Linked DNA regions of Mus musculus: all the other regions are linked to region 2. Evidence: chromatin loops called from intact Hi-C (ENCODE). Cell type or tissue: left cerebral cortex. All regions are shown on one strand.

Region 1 (8,000 bases), 1.7 Mb after region 2:
CTGTGTGTGATAGATGCCATTCCCTCTGACCATAATCAGATAACCCTGCTCAGTAAGTAAGTTCTGGCACTTACAAGAAAACAATGTTTGGTACCAATATGGACCATCTGTTAATTACTTTCGAAGGGAGAAAGACTTCTACTAACAGGTACAATCATGACTTTATTGAACTCAAAGTAAAGATTCCTCTCCTTGAGCATTTAACCTATGTAGAGGTTAAAGTCAATGAGTGACAGGTAACTAATGGAAGAAAAAATGAATGACAATTCTACTATGATGAAGAAGAGGCTTTGTAGATTATAGACCATCCTGCTAAGGCCTGTGGGAAGTTACAATGTAATTCAGACAGGGCAACTAGGTATCAGGCACCATACAGATGTCAGGGGGACACCTCATCTTATTCAGTCTTTGGTCTTACCTGCATACCAAGTAAAAAGTGAACAAGACAGAGGAACTGAGGACAAATTACTGAAATTTAAGAGAAAAAAAAACTGTTCTCTTAGTGGTTAGACAGAAAGACAGTGGCATGAGCAGCCATAAGCAATTCTTTCCAGGGGAAAAAGTTAGGAAAATGCACTTGAAGGTGAGAACAACATTTATGCTGAAGAACATTTTCACATACGCAATAAGCTGGCCACACGCAGTAGATCCTTTGGGTTTTGTAGATCATTAAGAAGGTGATTGTTCACTTCATTGTCTTTCCATGGTTCATTTTCCATCATCCCTACTGACCTTAAGCTGTAAACAGAAAGCTATCTTTCTTCCTGGACATGTTCATTGTTTGTTCATTGTTTGCATTGAAGGGCTCTATGATGTTATTAATGCCACAAAGGATGTTTGTATTTATGTAAAAGGGTGTTTGGTCATTTTAAATAGAGGTTGAAGTGCGCAAAAGTTGGAATCTAGGTCATAAGCTATTCTGAATAACTCCTGTTTACTTGTCACCAATGGTGTCCAAGGGCAAAAGGCTACCGAGGACCTGATTTTGACAAATGGGTGTTGTATGTAAACATATCCCACCAATAGAGAAGTACATATACAATCCCTTATCAGATACATTTCTTTTGATATTATATGATGACTTACATAGAGATGCATAACTGAATAACATATAGAGAATAAGAGATTGTAGACTATAGTCACAAATAGCACATGCCTACTACATGCCTTCCTTCCAAATAATACTTAGCATTGTAGAATAAGAAGCAGAAGTTAGGTGAAAGACCGAGGTACTGGATATGTATTATGAAAAATATTTGCTAGATATGACAGTGTTATTGAACAGATAAACTTACAGGGTATATGAGCATATGCACAAGATCAACCAATTAAAGCAGTCTAAAATTCCACCATTGACAGGAGACTGGTTCCTGAAAATTTTCCCTTTGTTAAGAAGACCATGTTATGTGACAAGTGCTGGGGTAGGACATTAAGTTTTCTTGAAGAAGGCAGTCCGTGAATGGCTACCATGCTCCAGGAGATGGTCCTAATGTATGTGCATAAGAGCGTGCACTCAAACACACACACACACACACACACACACACACACACACACACACACACGCTATTTTCAAACAATAATAAATCTTGAGAAAAGAAATAATTGAATATGTCTTTTTAAAAATAGTAGTTCTTTCAGTATGTAATTTCAAAATGGAAACCGAAAAGAATGCCAGAATTATAACAAAAGATACTTTGAAATTTTTGTTTGAGGTCAGTCAGTTATTAGTACTTACTTCATGGAGATTAGCTGTTTACACAAAATCATAATTTTTATTACATTAATATGGTTCTTTGGAAAGTATGTTGTTTGACCTAATCATTTTAACGTGCATTAATTTCATTTTTCTATTAAGAAATGCCTTTGCTATTAAGGGAAACATTTTACATTTTTATACAGTATACTTTGATTATGGGTGTTTTCTCTGTTACTTTTAAATCCTAGAGTTGCGGGATGGGGCAACCCATCCTTCTCAAAATTTTAACCGAGAATTGCTCCTGTCTAAAGGAAATACAGGGACAAAGAGTGGAGCAATGACAGAAGGAAAGGACATCCAGAGACTGCCCCACCTGGGGATCTATCCCATATACAGCCACCAAATCCAGGCACTTTTGCTGATACCAAGAAGTATTTGCTGACAGGAGCCTGATATAGCTGTCTACTGAGAGGCTCTGCCAGAGACTTCCCATACAGATGCAGATGCTTGCAGGCAACCATCAGACTGAGCACAGGGACCCCAATGGAGGAGTTAGGAGAAGGAATGAAGACGCTGAAGGTGTTTGCAACCCCATAGGAAGAAAATTAATATCAACTAACCAGACCTCCCCAGAGCTCCCAGGTACTAAACAACCAACCAAAGACTACACATGGAAGGACCCATGGCTCCAGCTGCATATGTAGCAGAGGATGGCCTTATCTGATATCAATTGGAGGGGAAGCCCTTGATCCTGTGAAGGCTTAATGTGCCAGAAAAGGGGAATGTTAGGTAGGTGGGGGCAGGAGTAGGTGGGTCGGTAGGGGACTACCCTCATAGAAGCAGGAGGGGGAGGGGAGTGGTGGGATGGGGGTCTTTGAAGGGGAAACTGGAAGGAGGATTACATTTGAAATGTAAATAAATAAAATAACCAATAAAAAATTTAAAAAACACACTAAAAGTTGCAAAGAGATTACCAATTAGCACAGTTCAAGTAAATCTACATTTTAGTTGCATGCTATTCTGTTTGGATACTGAATTTTCAAATGGTAAAATTTTACTGGCATATTTTAAAGCGAACTTGACGTCCTGGGACACATAGATAGTTCACATGAAAAGTAGGTTGGAGAAATTAATGACTCTTCTCTTATGAATGTATTATACTGAATGCATTTTAAAGTCAGTGCTGAGTACAGAAGATGCTAGAAAGGACCAGGCAGTCATGCCCACAATGCCTGCAAGTAAACATAATGCAGAGGTTACCACCTTCCAGGAAGTACTTCCCACCCAGCTGTAGAGGGTACAGTCAGCAAATCCCTCCCAGCTGTCAGCTCCACAAGGATCTGTCCTACCTGCAGAAATTCAGTCCTCTCACTGAGCCAACCACCAGCATTTGGCAGCTGAATGAAGTAGAAATTTGAGGACCTAGACATTTTGACTCGTTGCCAATAAATCGATAAGTAGATAGATGATAGATAGATAGATAGATTGATTGATTGATTGATAAAGTAATGGCAAACGGAAAAATTTAGAGTTACCTGTCCACATACAGATAATTCAAAATGAGACATGATAGACTATCTTATTTAGGATGTAATATACACAATATAACTAATTTCACCATGATATCATTTTTTAAATTTATGCTGAAATACAAACACATCTTTTGGTAAGCAAGGAAAGGAACAGTCACAGTATTAGCACTCCAGTGTCTGTTTCTAAAACTGTTTCATTAGAGGAGATGAGAACAATGTCTATTACCTGCTCCTAAGGCAATAGTAATAATAAAATATAATTTCTCATCAGTTCCAACTGGAATCAAATGAGTACTTTGTGCTTACTTACACAGTATGGGCGAGGGGTTACTGGAAGAATTATGGATGATCCTAAAAATCCTACTGGTAAGTGTTCACCTAGCATTGATAATGGATTACCAATATATACAGAGAATGAATTTTCTTCCTCTTGTCTGCAACTGCATATACATCACAGCCATTCACTGAGACGTCTACACCCCAGTGGAAGTACAGAAGTACTGCACACATACGGCTTGATTCTCAAGTGAGTGTCCAGTGACTTTCCTTACCTCCTTCTTCTAAGAAAGACTTTCAACAGTTAACAAAATCTGGTCTTATGATCTGATGATCCTAGGTAGGGAGACAAAAGTAGGCTCATATAGGTGGAGATTATTGTGCTTCAACAATAATACTGTGGAAGAGTACATCTCTATTATATAAAGTAACCGCGGTACACTTTCATGACAGGTTGATAATGTGGGTTTTGTACCTTCGTGCTCTGATTACTAACTTAAATAATAATAATACCCCTAACAAATAGGAAATAAATCATAATTTTAAATCTTATTTAGTAGATGCAGTGGATAAGACAAATGTATCATCTGTCAAGACAGCACCAATAATGTATCAAAACACGTTTAACACATATTAGTTTCTTAAATAAGTGCAACCATTCCTACAGCATTCGAGAATTTCAGTAAAATATGATATTTGTGAGTCATGAAACCTCTGATTCTGTTTTCATTGTAGAATCCTTTTCATAGTAATATATATGCACCTTCTTTTATAGTATCACCAATATTCCTAAAGTGTTCATATCATTAGTTCTAGTCATCTATTGTTCAGTAAGATTATTTTTAGTGCAGGAGGCAGAAGCTATTTTGGGAAAATTAGATATGTTTCAGTCCATTGATTCTCCCTTCAGAATTAAAGAATATATTACAATCAGAGTGATTTGAAAGTCCAAGTAGATGTTACAGTAAGTACCTCTGAGATCTTTCTAAAAAGAAGTTTTCTCAATGAACTAAAGAAATGAAAAATGGAGTGTCTCAAAGCATCACACTGCTGAGACTTCCTCCTGCATTCTGATTCTATCGATAAGCACACATCACAGAAACTGTTGTTTCTCAGTCCTGTCATGTTTTGGTTGACACTTTTGTTTTTAAAGCAAAAGTATGTAAAACACAGATGCATATTTTCAAAAAAAAAAAAAGAAAAGAAAACATAAAGAGCAAGAGGCTTTAGATTAACTTTACAAATACCTCTAGAGAGTCGCTACAAAACTCTGCAAAGGCAATAACAGAAATGGAGAGAAGAAAGGTAAGTCATCCAAAAAATAGAGTATAACTTCTTTCCAATAGATGGACCAATAGTGCCATCTATTGCCTCTGATGTATTCCCTATACATATTTTAGATGATAACATAATAAAGGTATTATTTTGTGTCTATATTTTAATATATTTCATATATTCAAAATATCATAAAATTAATGGTCCAAGGTTAAACTTCAGAATATGTTACATATGCACACAGCATTTATTTATTGAATACTAAATTGAATTTATTCATCTTTCAGAAAACAGTTTCTCTTAATCAGAATCTATATTCTGGTCTACAATGTTTTATGTCCACTCTACATAGAGTAGAGTGTAGGGTCATACTGTATGAACAATGTATGAATACTGACCACAAGCTATGCATAGTACATTTAAATGGTATTTAGTTTAGAATTCAGATGAAACAATGCTAATATATGCATTTCACCAAACCACTTAAAGAGCTTAGTGATTGCTATTATGTAAGTGTTGCTTAAAGGAAGGAAAGTAAAAGTAAAATATTTCCAAATTTTTTTTTCTTAAACATAAGTTCTAGTAATTTTGCAAATTGTAGTGTTGTTTGCAATAGGTTTTATTTTGGATTGCTATTTATTCTAAGAGAGGGAAATGATTATAGTTAATATTACTTCAGATTTTAAATTTCTATTCAATTAAATGTACTAATTCATAACGAATATGTGGATGTGAATGCATAATGCAGATATGTACTCTATCTACTAAAAAAAAAAACCTAATGAATGAAAAATACAATATAAAACTCTACACATGAAAATACTGTTTCCCATAAATGTCTATTTGAGATTTTAAAAAAAAATAGAAGAGCTATGGCTAGAAATCAAGCTTTGTGAGATTAAGATTTTTTTTATATGTACAAGAAATTGGGAGAAAATTGAATAGCTTAGAAAACGTGAAAGAAGGGTGGAAGAGAAAGGTGATCAGTATATACTATACCTGCTTTATACAAATGTATTAAACCTTTAAACAACAAAAATACTAGTACTTATACAAATAATTTGTTTTATTTATGTATTTATTTTAATTAATATATGTTTACATTCCATATTTTATTGCCCCCCAACAGTTCCATATCCAATACCTCCTCCCCTCCCCCTTGTCAAAAGAAATTAATTTCTGAAGGAAGAAAACGATCATAGGTTCAGGTTGTGCATATGAATACAGAAGGTGTGGAAGGAAGCAATTCAACAGATTATGTGTCCAGAAAGAACAATTGCAGTTACATCATGTGGGGCTTTTGTCATTGCTGGTGAGGAAAGCCAACTTTTAATGATAATTAGCAAATTCTACTTCTTTTTAATTTTATTAAAGAATAGAAGAATATATTTATAATTATAATCAACATATATATCAGCTGTATACTCCGATCGATTCCCTGAAGTTCTTTATAATTGTAACCAACTTAACTTACCCAAACCTATTTTATTTCAGTACTCAATAATTTGCCCTAGTCCCTCCCCCTTCAAAAAATTATATAAGCAACATTATACAGTACTTTTAAAAATTACACAGGAAATTACACAATGTTTGTCTATGGTTCTTTTCACTTAACACATTAAATCTAAAATTCCTTCACATCATTGGGTACCCATTCTTGGTCAACTAGAAATATTCTATTGTAATTTGAACACAATTTAGTCTTAGGATCCTCATTTTAGAGACATTTAATACATTTATATTTTCAAAGTCCTTCTGTACCCGTAGTATTGGTATGCTGATGTCATTGTTCCAGCCTTTTTTTGTAACTTGACTGTGACATAAACTCTTATCTCCTGGGAAGAGGATCCTCATATGAGAAAAAGCCTGCATTAGATTCTTTATGGACAGTTCTATGGATCTTTTCCTTCATTAGTGATTGAGCTCTGAGGGTCCAACCTACTGGAAGTGGTTACACCCCTAGACACATAGTCCTGGATGGCACCAATATCAGACTGTGAGAATCAGGAATAGCAAACCAGCAAGCAATATTTCTGCATTATCCATTGCTTTAGTTCCAGACACCAAGTTATTGCATTGAGTTTGTTGCCTAATTTCCCTCATAATAGAATACAACTTCAGTGAAAACAAATAATTTTCTTCTCAATTTGCTTTTTGTCATAGGGTCTTATCACGGCAATAGAAAGCAACCCAGAAAATAGAGTCATTAATATTTTGCATAAAAATAAGGTTTTATTTCACAAAAGAGATATCTATAATGAGCATTGACCTTGTGTGGTTAGTATGCATTCAGTTTGTAGACAATAAAGTTACTTGTAAAACATACTCCCACTTTGAACATTTATCAACCCAAAGTGTTGCAAATATTATAATGGAACACCTGAAATTTGGATGATAATACATAGAAATAGAAGAAAATCCTCAACAATATACTTCTATGCACTGGCTCTTTGAAAATGACTCCAGTAACTCAAAATTAATAAAATGAGCTGAAATAAGGCATTACATTAAGCAAAAACTTTTACATATGATAAAAATAAAATAGAAAGTATTATAGGGTAGTAAAGATGTTTTCCATTTATATATTTGATAAGAAAATAATATCTAAAATATATAGACTGCATAAAATTTGAACAAAAACAATGATCCAATGAATAATTAGGAAATTTAAAAATGGCCTAAGGCTAAAATGCTTATTATTCTTAGCCATAGTAAACTTTATATCTCATTCTGTAATGAATGCCTATTACTGAGAAAACAAGGAACTAGGAATATGCTGCTGTAATAGACATAGAGAAAATTCATTGTACATTGATCATAAAGTTATAAATGAGCAAAGTTACCACAGAAATCATAGTAGATATTCTTTTAAAAACTAAAACATGCTTACCACATTCTTAGCGAGCCACTGTGGGGAATTTTTTCAAAGTAATCTGTCTATCTATTTATCTCTCTCTCTCTCCCCATCTCTCTCTCTCTCTTTCTCTCTCTCTACCTACCTACCTACCTATCTATCTATCGTATACTAGTACATGTTCATCTGCCCAGCCATCTGTATTGTGACACTATTCACAATAGACAAAATAAGTCACCAGCCTAAATCTTCTTTAACATATCTATAAAATATGAAAATATGGAATGTATGCACACTGTTGCCGACCTTTTCTCATTCTTTTACTTGGAGGTAATGTTGACTTTAAGGTGGATTCAGAGGAAAGAT
Region 2 (8,000 bases):
GAGTTAGTAATCCCCAGTTGGGGGATGGGCAGTTTGGTGACTTGTAATTCAGTCTCTAACCTTGAAGTTGGCACACTTGTAATTTTCTCTTAAATATTTTCTCCTTTTGTGAACTGTGATTTGAATCCAGGTCCTTGTGCTTGCTAGGTGAATTCTCTACCATGGATAATACCTTAAGGTGTAGACGAGGTTGAAAATAGCAAGGGCATTTTGTTTTGTTTTGCTTTGCTTTGTTTTGTTTCGTTTCATTTCGTTTTTTCAGTTTTCCGTTTGTTTTTGGCATAGTAAGTACTAACTCCACTGCCAAAGTCAAGTTCAACTCTGTGTTATACACAATGTAATGTTATAGATATTTCTCTGTGTGTGCCTGTGTCTGTATATGCTCATCTGTCTGTAAGCACCTATGCATGTCCATATGGATGCCAGAAGTTGATTTCAGCTACCTCACTGTACAACTTCCCCCTGTCCTCTTGTTTCTTGTTTAGAAAGATGGGTTTTCACACTGATCACGTGGAGCTTCCTAATTTGCTAAGTCGCATGAGTCAGTGAGTTCCAGGTCCTCTTCTCTTCTGTTCCTAAACATACTATGCTAGGACAACAGGCACACCTCATTGTGACGAACTTTCTATATTGATGGTGTGAATCAGAACTCACTTTCCTTGGCTTACATGATAACTACTTTCCAGACCGAGCCAGCCATCCCTCCAGCCTTTGTCCTTTAGACTCTGTCCTGTGTTCCAAGACTGCTGGATGCTTTCAGAACTTTAGCCTTCACTTCAGCTTCTCCTTTGCTGTCTAATCTCCCTCCTTTCTTCAATGTTTCCTGAAGCCTTTCTTTAAAACGCTATTTAGAAAAGATTTCCCTTTCTTTATGTCTTCCTCTCCTTCATCCCATCTCTCTTTTCCCAACAATAGCAATGCATTCCTTGTGTATTTTTGCTACATTGCCTGATTTATTAGATAATTTTTGTATATGCCTGCTCTCTTTATCAAGATTGCTACCAAATTGAGGAAGGATTACACATCACCTCTTTAGACAGCCAAAAGACAAGATTTTGCTCAACCAATTTTTCCATGCTCTTGCAGCTTGCTTACTATTGCTGTGATGAAGCACCAAGCCCAGAAGCATGCAGAGTCCAAAGATGATTGGCTTGCATTTCTCAACCACAGTCTGTCATGAAAGGTGCTGTGGTCAGGAACTCAACGAATGAACCTGGAGATAGGAACTGAAGCCGAGGAATGCTGTTTTCTGACTTGCTCCTCATGCTTGCTTAGCCTGCTTTGTAAAACAACCCCAGAAACACCTACCTGCCCACGAGGCAAATTTTCAAATGAAGCATCCTTTTCTCACATGATTCTAGTTTGTGTCCCACTGACAAGAACTAACCACTGGACATACAAAAAAAATAATTCTCTGTCTGTCTCTTTTTCTCAAAACACACCAGTATGAATACAATCAGATTTGAGCTATATATGCCATATTATAATATGAACATTTAGATGGAAACTCCACCAATCGAGGATAGACCATTGCTTCTCTATTTCTTTCTCTGTTCTGACCTTAATGAAGTCGAGTATTCAAATTACTTTATAGTATCAGACTGTTCTCTGTCATAGTCCACATATTTACTTTAAAATAAATTGGCTCTAAGTAATAAGAAAAAGAGTGCACACCCTTACAGAATAATAATCCTCTCATCATTAAGTGTAGGTCCCTTTGCATGTGTGTGTGAACAGGCATGTTCATGCATGTGCAATAGGTACTTAGCTAATCCGGGTGTCAATTTGAAAACCTGCAAGCTTTGTGGGGAAGAGATTAGTTTTCATCTGCAGTATGTTCATAAGAGTCGACTGTGGTTGTACATGTGTACTTGCTGATAAGAAAAACACCAGGGAGCTCTCTGAGTCTGGGGTGAGCTGGTTGATCACTCTAAGGAACCTGAACAAAGTGTTGGCTAGGAACCTTTTGTCAGCTGTGTCTGCTCACTCTGATCGGGGCAGAGACCAGATCCTGGGGCCAGAGATTCTGGTTCTGATTAGTCTCTTGTCATAGGTGTCATAGTAAAGTGACAGTTTATGTCCCTGTTCCACCAGCGGAAATATCGTGATCAACCCCAGACTTTGGTTGCATGACACCACAGCTCCATGCTTACTCCTCCAGTCACACTTTCAGGTGACACACACACTCAGTTGTGAGGGGTGCAGGTACAGTGGGGTTTGCAGGTGAGTGGGCCTTAAAAAGAACCCCAGCTCAGGTCCTCCATTTACATTCCCGGATCTCTCTCTTCAGACACTGACAAGGAAATGTTACCTCACAGTGCTAATCCTAGATGGTGTATAAAAAAAAAAAAAAAAAAACCCAAGACCCTCCTAGATCTTAGCCCTCAGCAGCGCCCCCCTTTAGGGAGGGGATCCACTCATCCCAATGAATTGGGACCTAAAGATGCACTGCATGAATGTCTTTCTTGGTCCATCTAAAGCAGGGGCTAGTAGCCATACACCCTAGGAGACAGTTGTTCCCCTGATCCACAGGGAAGTGTCAAAGCACTAAGGGTGTCAGGCCAGGCCAGGGTTAAGTCCTAGGATAGACACAGACCCTGCCACCCCAGCTCTTTAGGAACCAAAGGTCAATACTTCCTGTGCCTCTGGGGCTCGCCCTCTGCAGTACTCAGCAACCCGGCCACACCTGCGGGGTCGCAAAAGAGCCAGAGGGTGCTGGTGTCCAGGCGTCCCTGTTCCCCGTGAGCATGCACCATCCGCATAGCTAGAAAAGCCCGGGACTCCTGGGCTCGAACCCGTGGCTGGGGCTCCACTGCGGACGAATCCCGGGGCCGCGCGTGCCTGGCTCGCAGGGCGAGCGCGCGGAGGGATCCGCCGGGGCCGCGCCTCCCCGCCCCGTCCCGCCCCCGCCTCCTCCCGCCGGCTCCGCTGCCGCCGCGGCGGCCGCTGCTGCCGCCGCCGCCGCCGCCTGGATATAGTGCGGCAAGGCGCGGAGCTTGCAGTCACTTTGCGAGGAGGAGCGCGCGGCGGGCTGCGGGCGGCTGGGGCACCCGGGAGCGGCGGCGGGCTAGCAGAGGCGGCCGTGGCAGCGGAAGGTTCTCTCTCCGGGGCTGGACTTAATAACTTTGGAACTGTCCGCCGGTGTCACGTCCTGAACATGAGCCTCCTCCTCTCCTTCTACCTGCTCGGGTTGCTTGTCAGGAGCGGGCAAGGTAGGAGTGTGCGGCTTTCTTGCTTCACTTTCCCTCCCCCTCTCCACCCAACCCGGAGAGGCAAAGAGCGAGGCTCCCGGGGCCACGAAACCCAGGCACCAAAGTTGCGGTGGTTCTTGAGGCGACTGTTGGGATTTTACCTCTTTCTTTACGCGGCCCCTCAAATTCTATCCGTTTGCTCGAAAGACCCCTTAAATAAGAGAGGAGACCGTGCGGAATTGGAGATAAGCATCGTCGGTGTGAAAGAGATCATGGGAGGGAAAATTGCTCCAGCTTCTGGGATTTTTTTTTTTTTTTTTTTTTTTTGGCTTATTCTCTCTTATTACCCGAAATTGGATGAGTGTGTTGGTGTGTATTCACAGTTAAATATCTGAGGTTGCGGAAGGGAAGGGCATGGTGATGTTTTACAGAAGAGGCAAAAACTACCAGCATTAAAGTCGTTTATCAAAAATCTCTGTGGTGTGCAAGAAATTCAATTCTTAGAGATTCTTTTCTTCTTTCCCAACACCAGTTTTTTTTTTTTTTGGGGGGTGGTGGGTGGGCTGTGAAGTGAACGTTTGATGGCTTATTTATGTTGGAAACTAACAGGGGCCATAGATGCTGTAAAACAGCAAATGGCTAAAACTAGGGTTGTGTTGCAGGCGTTCATTGTGACCCCCCCTCCTTTGAATATAGCATAATCTGAACACGATCTATCATTCGATTTGAATTGCACCTGTAAGGGATTTGGAAGGTTGGGGAGCACTGGGAGTACTGGGGAGCTTTTTATTTATTTATTTTTTAATTTGGGTGGGGGAGAGAGAGAAAAAACGTGTTAGAATAGCCCTAGGGACAATTGGTTGAAGCAATCTTTGCTAATCTGTATATAGATGATAGGCATTATGAATTTATCATTCTGCCTTCCATAGTCTACGTTCACATAAAATATATTCACAATCATTTGAAACGTTTTGAACTGTCCAGACAAGTTTGGACATTTAATTGGGGGGAGACAAAATACCAAAATATGCACTGGTGGAAGTCTTAAAGGCAAAGGTAATATCCATAATTCTCCTATTACATGAAAGTGCAGGAATGCCATATTATTTGTGCGGCATTTTCTATGAAATTAATAAAATGCAAGATAAGTTAAAATATGTTCTCTAGATCCAATTCTAAGCATTTTTCCCCACCGCTTCTGCGTTGCTCATGTGCTCCAGCAGGGGGTGGTATAACTCCATTTTAAGCAAGAAATGCTTGTTTCTGCTCTTGCACCCACTGTCCTTCTATCATCCCTCAGTAGGGCTTGGCATTTTGGATGTAAAGACTTCCTTTCTCTGTCTTTCTCTGAAACTACAGTGAAATGATGAACCACGATTGGATGTAGATTTTTATGTTCTGAAGTACAAATTCACATGCTAGATATTGCTCTCATTTATAAAGTGCCTCTTTCTGCCATCCTAACAGAGGATGGGTAATATTTCAGTCTCAGAAAAAATTGCAGATAGATCCATCGGAAGCTCATATTAGTCTTGTTCATTAATCCAGTCACCTCTCTTGCAAAGATCAGCATACACTTGTTCACTACAAGATACAGAGCTGTCATTTTGTGGGTGGGTTGGGTTGGTAGTTGTGTTTAACTGTTCATTTGTAACATGGAGAGGCAGTTCTGAATTCAAACAAGGCAGTCTGAAAAATCTAACTTAGATGCAATTGCAATTAGGAGAGTGTAGTGTGAAGTAATATGGGGGCAAGTTTGTGCCGATTGATGCGCTGTCTGGAGGAAATCATCCCAGTTGTAGAGTCTGTGCATTTATCATCGCTGATGCCAAGTGTGCTGGAATTCAGGGAAAGGGGAGAGGTTGGAATGCTTAAGTAGCTAGGCATAAACAGTGCACAAAGGCAGATACACTTTGGGTCTCTAGATGTAGCCTGTATTTGAAATTGTGATTTAGCTGATTTATAATCAGCACGCAGGGTGGTTAGAGAGGAGAACTGTGGCAAGGAAGCCTGCCTGCAGGGGAACCCATATTCCTCGTCAATGAAACAGGACAGACGGATGGCATCTTTGTAAAGAAGATCTCTCTGTCTCGTGCAGTGGCATGCCATGCAGACACCCTTAGTGGAGTATCCGGGGGAACCAGCTTTTCTGTGAACAAGCATGTAGTATCGCTGTGCCATGTGCTGTAAGGAAGTCAAAGACGCCTGGAAACAGAAATCCTTATCCAGGAGTCTAAATTTCTCTAGGCTGCTGTTTTCTTCTCTAATTACGGGTGCAGCCGCAAGTATCAGACACACCATTGGGAGCTATTTTTTTTTTCTCTTTTTTTAATGAACCATGTGTAACTTGCATTTCTGTTTGTTCTTTTTTTCTTTTCTTTCTTTCTTTCTTTCTTTCTTTCTTTTTTTTTTTTTTTTTTTTTTTTTGATGGAGCCATGAAAACCTACAAGACAGTGACCCTCAGGTTTGCCTTGGAAATACTAAAAGCTCAAATGGCTGATTTACGTTTCCAACAATATACTTGCAGGGGATTTTATGAAGCATGATTGAAGCTATTGCTTGAGAAAGTGGTGTGCAGTTTGACTGGGGAAAGACAACGATGATGTATTCCCTTTTAAGTAGTCAAAACGTTTTGAACCACAACAGTAGAATGGAAGAAAATGGCTCAAGTGAAAAAAAAAAAACTAACTTAAGTGGATGCCAATCCCATAATTAGCTAACAAGACCTATTAACTTCAGTCCTTACTTTCAGATCAGTGTTATTGTTCATGGAGATGAGAGAATTTTTTTTATTAAAAATTGAAATAGAAATGTTCTTTTGAAAGCCTTCCATTTCCAATGAAAGATCAATACCTAATGAAAGAAGGTTGTCAACTCTGAACTTAGTTGCCCATGGAAAGGAATTTATAATTACTTAACGTGTGCAATTATTTTTACCTTCTCTTTAAGACTCAGTTCCAGGCTCTGCTGTCATAAATCTCTAGTGAGTCTCTCATTAACAGGGCATGTGCTGTTTTTAAGTCTAATTCCCAGTCTGAAATAGGGATGGGCAGCTTCTGAAACTTTCCGGGTGTTTAAAAATCATTTTCATCTCCTTTTAAGAACCATCTAATATGATTAATGCCAGTCTGTGACTGTTGTTCACACATGCAAAACAGAAATGCTGCTCTACTGAAACCCAGCAGGGTTATTCCATTCTCTTTAAAAAGCTGTGTCAACCATTCATAGCATCCTTTAACCTAAAATGTGGGGGAGGGTCCTGTGAGAAGCCCACTCGGTGAGTGAGTCTGGACATCTGCTTACATTTATTTTTTTCCTAGGCAAATGCTAATAATTGTGCATTGGAGAGATCTGTTCCTTCTGAAGACAGAGCAGGCATGTGGATGCCTACTAGCCAAATCCACAAATGCCCACTATGTATAGGCTATGACATATGGCCTCTCTTGAACCCTTTCTCTGTCCACCCTGATCTAATTCTTTGCCTGCGTCCTCTCTCTGTGACGTTTCTTTTGAACTAACTGAATGTCCATCTAACTTAGGGAATATAGGCTCTATAAATTAATATTTCTTTTGTCAGTGAACAGCTCAGAGGATTCCCTCCCCGGCTTGATGCCTGCTGTTCTCTCTTTCATTTCCCAAGCTGACTCTGAGCCTAGTGAGCAGTAGGCACAGGTGGACGGTCCCGAGTGTCTGATGAGTTTCTTCCTTGGCACAGGGGACTGAGGTTCGCTAGGATGTAATATCTTACAGGAGAAGCAATTAAGGGAACAAAAGAACTCCATTCAGTAAAGGGAAAAGGTCAAGTTTCGTGTAATTTTGTAAATAACGTGGCCTTCTTTCACAAATGGGCTGGTTTGCTGTGAGACGGAGAAAGGTGCTTTGCAGTCTGAAGACAGGAGCCAGGCTCAACTGTGGAGTTTGTTTTTCACAGGCAAGAGCTGAAGGGCTGGGTAGAATGTTGGGAAGTCTCTAGAGCTGGCCCTGCTGCTTCCGTTGGCATCTGACGTTGGGGAACTCATTTTAGCTTGCCTCTTTTTAAGGATCATTGTCTGAATCAGTGCACCTCTGATCGTGTAGAGAAAAGTATTCAGCTAGGAGGCGAGAGCATCTGTTAAGCACTTGTCTTGTTATTACTGCCATTTCCTTATTTTTATGTATTATGTCATTAATATGTCTCTGGGTATATGGAAAGTCATTCAAACAACATTAGTGGTCTTATAAAGGAAATACACATGATTTTCTGGTTTTGCTAAATTCAGAAAATTTTGAGTTTCTTGCATCTTCATATCCTGCCAATTACAGTGAGGCTAAGAGTATTTAAAAGATTATCAATTAGTTTTAATTTTTCAAATTACATGCTAAAGGAACACATTAAGAAGCAACTGGCCCTTTTATTAAAAGTAACATTCTGCCATTTAACAGAGTTAAGCTGCCATTAATCGTTCAGCAAACACATGTACTTCTTGGAGCTCCCCATTTACCCATTTTAATGGTTCCTCACTGTTTTAAATTACAATGGTGCTACTACTAAATAGATGACAGCATTTTTCTTAGGCGCACACATTTACAGCGCCTCTACCAATTAATCAAGAACCACTAGTTAAGTTAGAGGGCTTCGACGTCATGATCATAGACACTCCTGGATGAAAATGACTAAGAGGGGTGCTAAAGAATTTTAAGAATCTTTGTCACCCTAGATATGACAAGATATCTTTGAAGGACTTTAGGTTGATCATAGGGTTTTGGCTTTGCACTATTAAATTATTTTACAGGGAAAGAACAAGTCATTGCCCCTGAGAGCATAATGC
Region 3 (8,000 bases), 260 kb after region 2:
ATCATGCCTATAGAACGCTGCATCTCTCAGCCTTCCTCAGAGTAGATTCTTTATGCAGTGCATGGTGGTGAATACAGAGAGCTAAGACTGGTGGAAGTTCATAGGATAAATGATGGATGGATGGTAAGTCATGAATGGGGCATCTCCTTTCTACTCCTACTCTCCTCCCAAGCATAGGAATACCATGGGAGCACAGGAGAAAATGCTAGGCGTCACAGAGTGCTCAAGACTAATGCAAGACAATATCTTCTTAACATGGCAGGGCTGTTGCACTCATGAACTCACAGAAACTGGTTACTAGCCAGGAAAAAAAGCAAGAAAAAAAGTAATGCTAAGCCTTCTTCTAAGACAAGAGCATCATACCTATCACAGAGAAGTGAAAAGCAAGAAGAAAGGCAAAATAACTGTCCAGTGTCAAAATGTCCTGAACATATATATTCATACAAGTAACATGAACAGAACAAGTTATATTAAGGAATATATATAAGGCTGCATATTCATATATTCCTCCATATACATATGTGTGTGTGTGCGTGTGTGTGTGTGTGTGTACACAATAACAATTAATGAAAAAAATATGTCATGAATCGGGAGGAGAGTGGAGAGAGGTATAGGGGGAAATTGAAAAGAGAAAAAGGCAGAGCAAATACTGATAATGTGTGATACTATCAAAAAAAGAAATTTAAAAAGACAAGAAAGTTCTAATGTGCCTCATTTAATGTTCGTTCACGAGGCACAAAATTAAAGTAGTAGGTTATATGGTGAAAATTTTAACATGTCTACAGTTACAACAGAACGAAAATGAGACAGAAATGAATATGTCCTTAGTGTTAAGTGTTAATAGCTATGAAAGTCCATCTTCAGGGATACTAGTAATTATTATTATGCTATTTTATGTAAAAGCTTGATTCCTATAACTAACTTCCTAAAGGCATAAATGTAAAGCACTGTGCTTAATTATTAATGTGTATATTATCTACTTTCCTCATTGTCAGTGGGCTATGCCCCTTTGATGCAGACATGAACACTACTTTAAAGATGTACAACTGTAATCAAACATCTATATGTCTGTGTCTCTATTTTGTCTAATTTATTACTATATCTGTTTTATAATTACTATTTCACCATATACACTTTAATGGCATGGGGTGTGTGCTAAGTGCTAGATAAGGCTTTACTTTGGGACTGAGGCATTGCCATGGAAGTCTGCAGCTTGTTTATTGCAAACACTGCATTTCAGCCACAGTTTCAACATGACCAAAATGTGCAGCGTATACAGTTTCGCAATGTAATTAGTTGGAAATTGAGGAAGCTTAATTTTAAAATTGAATTGTTCATGAAAATCTATTTTCATACTCTATGGCTGAAGCAGTTTCTCTCCATAAAATGTTTTATAGTTGTTTGAAGAAATTAAGTGTAGTTAATCAGAAAGAACATTATGTTTTGACACCTAATTTGAAAGCCCTGTCTTGAAACAGTGAACGATGGCCTATGGAATTACATAGACCAATAAGAACCCAAATAGGAAATCCATTTATGCTCAAAGTAGATTTCAGTATGGATTAAGTCAGTGCTCTTGTGTCTTTGTGTGAGACATATTTCATGCATTATATATGTTCACTAAAATACACAATTCATTGTTTAACAGATTGAGAAATACTAAACTAATAACATGGTGAATTATCTTATTACGCATAAAAAAAACCATATCACTGACCTTAATTCTCCATAAACAGAAAGGAACTAAGGAGATCCAATGCACTAAAAGGTAGTGGCGAATTATTCTTGGTGCAGAATTCTAGTTGCAACTCTTTATGCTATGTCCTTTCTCCTTCAGTTCCACCAGCAATCATGATGCCCCAGAAGTCCTTCAATGCTACAGCAGAGAGAGGAGAAGAGATGACCTTAACATGCAAGGCCTCGGGCTCCCCAGATCCAACCATCTCTTGGTTCAGGTAAGTGAGTACTCATGTCTTATGTGTGGTGCTAATAAAGCACACAGACTAATGTTTGAAGTTATAATTATTCAGAAAGTAACAAATATTATCTTATCTAATTTAAAATTAATGTTATCCAACATCAAATTATCATCCCTGAAAACACATATGCAAGTAACATTATACAGTTGAAGTGGGGTGTATTTAGGAATATATGTACACATATGGAAATATGTGTTCATATACATATACATATGTAAATAATGAAATGAAATCATGAATTTGAAAAACAAAAAGTGTTTCCTTTGTCTCCTTTTCTTCTGATCTTGTCTTATTCCAGATTGCTTTCTTCTTGTTTTATTATTATTTTTAAGTGCCTTTTTTATAAAGAAGAGAAAAAAAAGATATGGATTTTAGTGAGAGATGACAGGGGGAGGATCTGGGAGCAGTTTAGGGAGAAAAACCAAGAACAGAACATATTGTATGAAAAAAATATATTTCATTTCAAACAATTTATTTGTTTACATTTCAAATGATATCCCCTTCTAAGTTACGCCTCCAAAGAACACCCACCCCACACCCCCTCTCCCTCCTCTCCTTTGCCTATATGAGGGTGCTCCTCCACCTACTCACCTACTCCTGCCTCAACCCTATAGGACCAAGGGCCTCCCCTCCCACTGATGTCAGATAAGGCCATCCTGTGCTACATATGCATATGGAGCCATGGGTCCCTCCATGTGTACTCTTTGGTTGGTGGTTTAGTTCCTGGGAGCTCTGGGTGGTCGTTAGTTGATATTAATCTTCTCATGGGGTTGCAATTCATTCACCTCCTTCAGTCCTTTCTGTAGTTCTCCCATTGGTTTCCCACTGGGTTCAGTCAGATGATTGGCTGTAAGAATCCACATCTGTATTGGTCAGGTGCTGGTGGAACCTCTCAGGGGACAGCCATACTAGGCAAGTGTTTCTTGGAATCAACAGTAGTGTGGGACTTTGGTGTCTGCAGATAGATGGATCCCTCGGTGGGGCAATCTCTTTTCAATCAAAATAAAAAAGAACAAGGAGGAGCATATGGTCGATTTTAGACGGAGAAAAGAGTAGGAGATGATATAATTTACTATATCTCATAAATAATGGAAATTATTTTAAAAAGCTCTTAGAATAATTCACTCTGTGTGTGTGTGTGTGTGGACATACATGTACATTCCATGGCATGTTTATGAATATCAAAGAACAATTTTCAAGAGCTTGTTCTTTCCGTTCACTATGGAATCTGAAATGAACTTAGGGTTCCAAACTTGAGTTCTTTGATGCTCTGAGGCATGTTACCAGCCCAAGGTGCCATAAATTTTTGGTTAACTGGACTAGACTGCATAGCCAATGACTGCATCACATGCATGTGCCCTGTGCTATAATTTTTCTGAGTGAAAGGCTGCTGGAGAGTGTTTACTGTTGCTACAGTGTATCTTTAGTTCACCCTTGGCACCATCTCCCTGTTGCTGATTGATTTTTCTTGTTGTATCTGAAATAAGGTCTTATTAAAAAGGATGTATTAAGACTTTTAGCAATGTTATGGTTTGGATCACAATCATGTATTGTTTTATATGAAAATAGCTGTATATTGCCTTTTTGTCCTATATTGTGAAATAGTTATATAGGTGAAATTTCAAGAAATTAGGTTTTAATTTCGCAAATCCCCCAATGAAAACAATAACAATAGCATTTTACAAAGCTATTCTTTGACTATTTCATTGTCTATTAAGTTTTTTAGATGTACTTTGACTCGACTATGGCCAATCACATTTTATAGCACTCCATTGTCATTGATTATTGCTCAAAGATCTAAATCGAAAGTAATGGAGTTTAAAACTGGGCAATCTTGTAGAGAGACACGAGGGTGCAGTTTATGAGGCCTTAGTCAGTTAAGTGCTTACCTCATAAGCATGAGGTCCTGAGTTGGATTCTACTGTCTATCTCAAAATGCCTCATAAGCATGAGGTCCTGAGTTGGATTCTACTGTCTATCTCAAAATGCCAGTCATTCTGTTGCACAGTTTTAAAGTCAATCAAGGTACATACACCATGAGCATAGAGCGTCACTGGGCAGCCACTTTAGGTTAACAGAAGGGGCCAATGAAAATCCATGTTCAGAAGCAAGATTTAACCTTGAATTTGGCACCCTGCTATATATGACTTCTCAGGTATGCATGCATGAAAATGTCATACATATGTAAATGTATACACACAATAAATGTCAAAAAAATCTGATGATAACCCTACTAGCCACTGTTTTACTCTGTCACATGATTTTGTCATTTTGTGACTATTATTGACTACTGCATGTGATTATCTTTGTATTTTTTTTCCATTCAGTCTAATTTAACTACCTTGTGATCCATATACATTTTTGTGTGCACTGATATGTAATTTTTTATTCCAAATAATATTCCAAAGCAAAAAAATGACAGTTTTTGTATGAACACTAAGATCTATAGCCATTACTATACTTCATAAATGCTAAAGTGCAAGAATAAAAATCATAAAATTTTAGTCACATATATTCCATATATACAAAGGCAATGTGAAAAGTTTTAAGCTTTAGAATTTATTTTAAGGACAATAACAGACACTGCTGTGCTTCACTTCTTTCCTTTTAAACTTAGTTTGATAACCTATTATTGTATCTTTATCTTGTTTATGCTTTGAGTGTAGTATGATTCAATAAGCATAACACATCTATAAACAAAGTGATTGAAACTGATACATACAGATACTAGTTCTTTGTAATATTGTTTTAGTAGAATTGCCAACCTGACATCAGGCTACTAACCCCAGGTGATCATGATGTATCTCAGAGATTGTTGATTTGCCATAAGAAATCCTACTGAGTCTCCGACATGACTTGTGTTATTCACCACAAAGAACAAATGATAATCAAGAACATGACACACATGATCATGCATCCCTAGAAGATATTAGATATTTTAATTTGTTCATAATTATTTTTAATCATTTATTTGAAATAAAAATAGCATAAGAATTAAATGTGACAAATTCAAAATATATTTATTCACACACACACACACACACACACACACACACACACACACACACAGGCACATACTTTTTTTTCATCCATATACCTTCAAATGACATTTCTTGCTTATACTGGATAGTACTTAAGTTGAAACAGATGTTTTGGTGTTTGATTTAAAAATTGTATTTGAGAAATAAGATTGTATTGTTTAAACATTTGTAAAGACAAATTTACTTTTACTGAAAGGTTTTTGTTTAATTCCATTTATCTGTAGGTATAAAATATGTATCAAAACTATACAAATAAATTCTTGTAAGCATTGGGGAGTATATTGAATGCACTTGGGGATCCAGAGGACCTGCTGAGTAGAGAAGATGCGTGCCAGTGATATGATGGAAGCCACTGTGTTAGTAATTGTGGGTCGATATAAGAGAATATAGCATATTAGATGGTGTGTTTAAACGGCAAAAATACAGTTTCTCACAATTCTTGATTGCCGGTGTCCAAGATAAAGGGATCAGTGCTGTTGCTTTCTGATGAGGATTCTCTTTCTTTCAACCTGATGTCCACTATATCCTGCAATAGCTTCCCCCCCTCAATATAAATGCTGGGTTTTTCTTATTTTTGGCAAAGAAAACAGGTTCCTTGAGATAGAGAGGTGGTATACACAGGAGGACCTGTTTTACCCCCTCAGTCTTGATAACGAAGCTGTGTTAGTTAGTGTGTGCTTGTGGTATGAGGGAAGAAGAGAAGGAAGAATGTCATGTGGACCCATGGGTCTCAGTGGTCAGTCTTCACACACAACATCCAACAAATGTAGCAGTGACCTATGCAAATTTAAATTGGTTCGAAGTCCGCATCTCCAAATTCAGTCACCTGAATTGTTATGGAGGCAATGGTCACACGGAGGCGTGTCCATGCGTTATTATTTTACACAGTACAGAAGGCAGAAGAAAGCTAAAAGTTAGAACACTGTGATCATTTCCACAAAGTAAACAGCAATACCCAGGAAAGTCCAAAGGCATTGTTTTATGGCGTGCATTTACAGAAGTGTGCTCATGAACTTTAATTTCATTCAAAGCCTACCATGACTGATTATCGGCCTTATTCTGGAATTAATTTCTGTATTACTATAGTTGTTACAATACAGGCGATCCCACTGGCCTTCTCTTTTGGAATTGTGTGCAGCTTATGTCATCAACTGTTGCTTCCAGGTGCATCAAGTGTGTGCTACAGATGAAAGGGCCCCAGGCATCCCAGTGTTCCTTCTGTCCCTCTCACTGCCCCCTCCCATCCCTCCTCCCCCTCTCTGCATACCTCCTTCCCACCTCGGCACTCTCCACGCCCTTACACCAAATCTGTTGCATAGCTTAATTTCTCAGGGATACTCCTCAGCCCTGGCTGGCAAAGTGTATCCTAGCCCCTGTTCAATTTTATTCTGTTACACCATCCTATTAGTAGGGATCAACCTAATCTTGCCTTGACTATACATGGTTGATTTTTAGACAATTATATTTAAAATTTTCTTTACTTCAAACTTCTTGTTCAAGCTTTCACTAAATACTACTTTGGGTATTGATTATTTTTAATTATGTTATTTTCTTTACATGTCTGCGTGTGTGCTTAACCTTAATTTCTGATATTGTTTGCTAATTCCATTAATTATCTGTAACATAGTGAGCGTTTTCATAACTTATCTTCAATTCACCACTTCTTTTGTTTCAGCAAATATTCTAGTAAATATTCTCTGCATTTAAAAAAAATAGTCATAGGGAGGTATATCACATTTCTGTTTCACAGTGGTAGTTATCTGAACGTATCCAGACATCTAACCTAGTTTTTATAAATCAGTTACTGAAATCTAAATTCTTATTTTCTAAATGTCTTTTACATTTGCATGTGTATTTGTCTGTTTTTAATTTCAGTTTATAATGTTCTAGTACATGTTTTTGAAGCAATACTGTTGTGTGATTAAATATTTATCCTCCTTGGGTCAGAACAATATTTCATGTAATTGTTTAGAAATTTATGTCATTTCTGGGTTTTTTTTTTTTTCTGACTTACTTTTTGGCATCATCTTTGTGTTCTCCACTGATATTTCTATACTCAATTTCTATGGTCACATAGAAAGTGCCATATAAAGATTTTCCATCAGGTTATATTTTCATTGATGTACATTTCAGGTATGCATTTTTTAAATGCCTTTATGTCTCTGGCATTATCGACATGCTTTGAATTCATTTGAAAGTCGCTATGGCATATAAAAGTTTTGTTCTCTTTCCAGCAGCAAAGATTTTTAAAAGACGTCTTTTAAGTTGAAATCTAAACTGATAAAGAGATATTAATATCTCTATCCTAGAGAGGTTCTGAGTGTTTTATTTCAGTGTATCATATGAGCAATTCAGTTCACAATTAAAAATAATAAGACAAAATATGAGAAAAATGAAGTGAGAAAAAAGCTAGTAAGGGGAATATATAAGATTTTACAATGTGTAAGGATGTTATAAACTATTTATGTATTTAAAATATACTAGAGAATGCTAATAGCCAATATTATTATAACCAAATAAACAGTAAATGAAATAAATTTCACTGGGGAAAGAACTTGGAAATGATAATTACTGCTGTGAAGAAACAAAAGTTATTAACTTCACTATCACATCAATTTTTACTAACAAAAGTTATATGGACTAGATCTTAATGATATAAATTTATATTATTTCATGTGAAAAAGGGGATTTTTAATTAGAATTTCTATTTTTGTAAGTCATATGTGTACACAACACTGTAACATAAATGTATGTTGGCTAATTAATAGTTAAAGTACAAAAGAATAAAAATCAGTAATGAGTATTTTCTAATAAAGAAAGTACAAGTTGAATTCATGTGCTTTAATTACTTGACTTAATATTAATATTTCAACCTCAGACAAATGTCATTCTTATCTCTAATCAAGCTAAATTTCAAAGATTATCTCTATGTGTTTGCCTTAAGGTTGCTTGACGAATAAAAGTATATATTTGACTGAGT

Evidence for each region. A loop is a pair of places that touch in the nucleus more often than their neighbours do. Peaks named below come from ENCODE experiments on the same cell type or tissue, not always from the same donor. Only the 100,000 strongest peaks of a DNase experiment are listed, where the experiment ranks them.
Region 1: it touches region 2 in a loop (3-fold over the local background); 4 of 42 quality-filtered maps call a loop at or near these places.
Region 3: it touches region 2 in a loop (5-fold over the local background); 4 of 42 quality-filtered maps call a loop at or near these places.

Annotation. Positions count from the first base shown.
Region 1 is chr16:82,932,265-82,940,264 of GRCm38, forward strand. No RefSeq gene overlaps it. Among named protein-coding and RNA genes, the nearest start is that of Gm23355, 390 kb to the left of the region's middle. In left cerebral cortex, CTCF peaks have their summits at 3,710 and 4,870; no DNase peak of the experiment used is centred here.
Region 2 is chr16:81,197,757-81,205,756 of GRCm38, forward strand. Ncam2 (neural cell adhesion molecule 2) reads left to right here and starts at 2,941. Exons shown (of 18, transcript NM_001113208.1): 1 at 2,941-3,212. The coding sequence starts at 3,158. In left cerebral cortex, CTCF peaks have their summits at 4,408 (motif pointing right) and 5,193; DNase peaks (open chromatin) are centred at 3,074, 3,206, 3,956, 4,430 and 5 more places; H3K4me3 peaks cover 4,754 bases; H3K27ac peaks cover 4,718 bases.
Region 3 is chr16:81,453,453-81,461,452 of GRCm38, forward strand. Ncam2 (neural cell adhesion molecule 2) reads left to right here. Exons shown (of 18, transcript NM_001113208.1): 6 at 1,838-1,955. Among named protein-coding and RNA genes, the nearest start is that of Ncam2, 260 kb to the left of the region's middle. In left cerebral cortex, no CTCF peak of the experiment used is centred here; no DNase peak of the experiment used is centred here.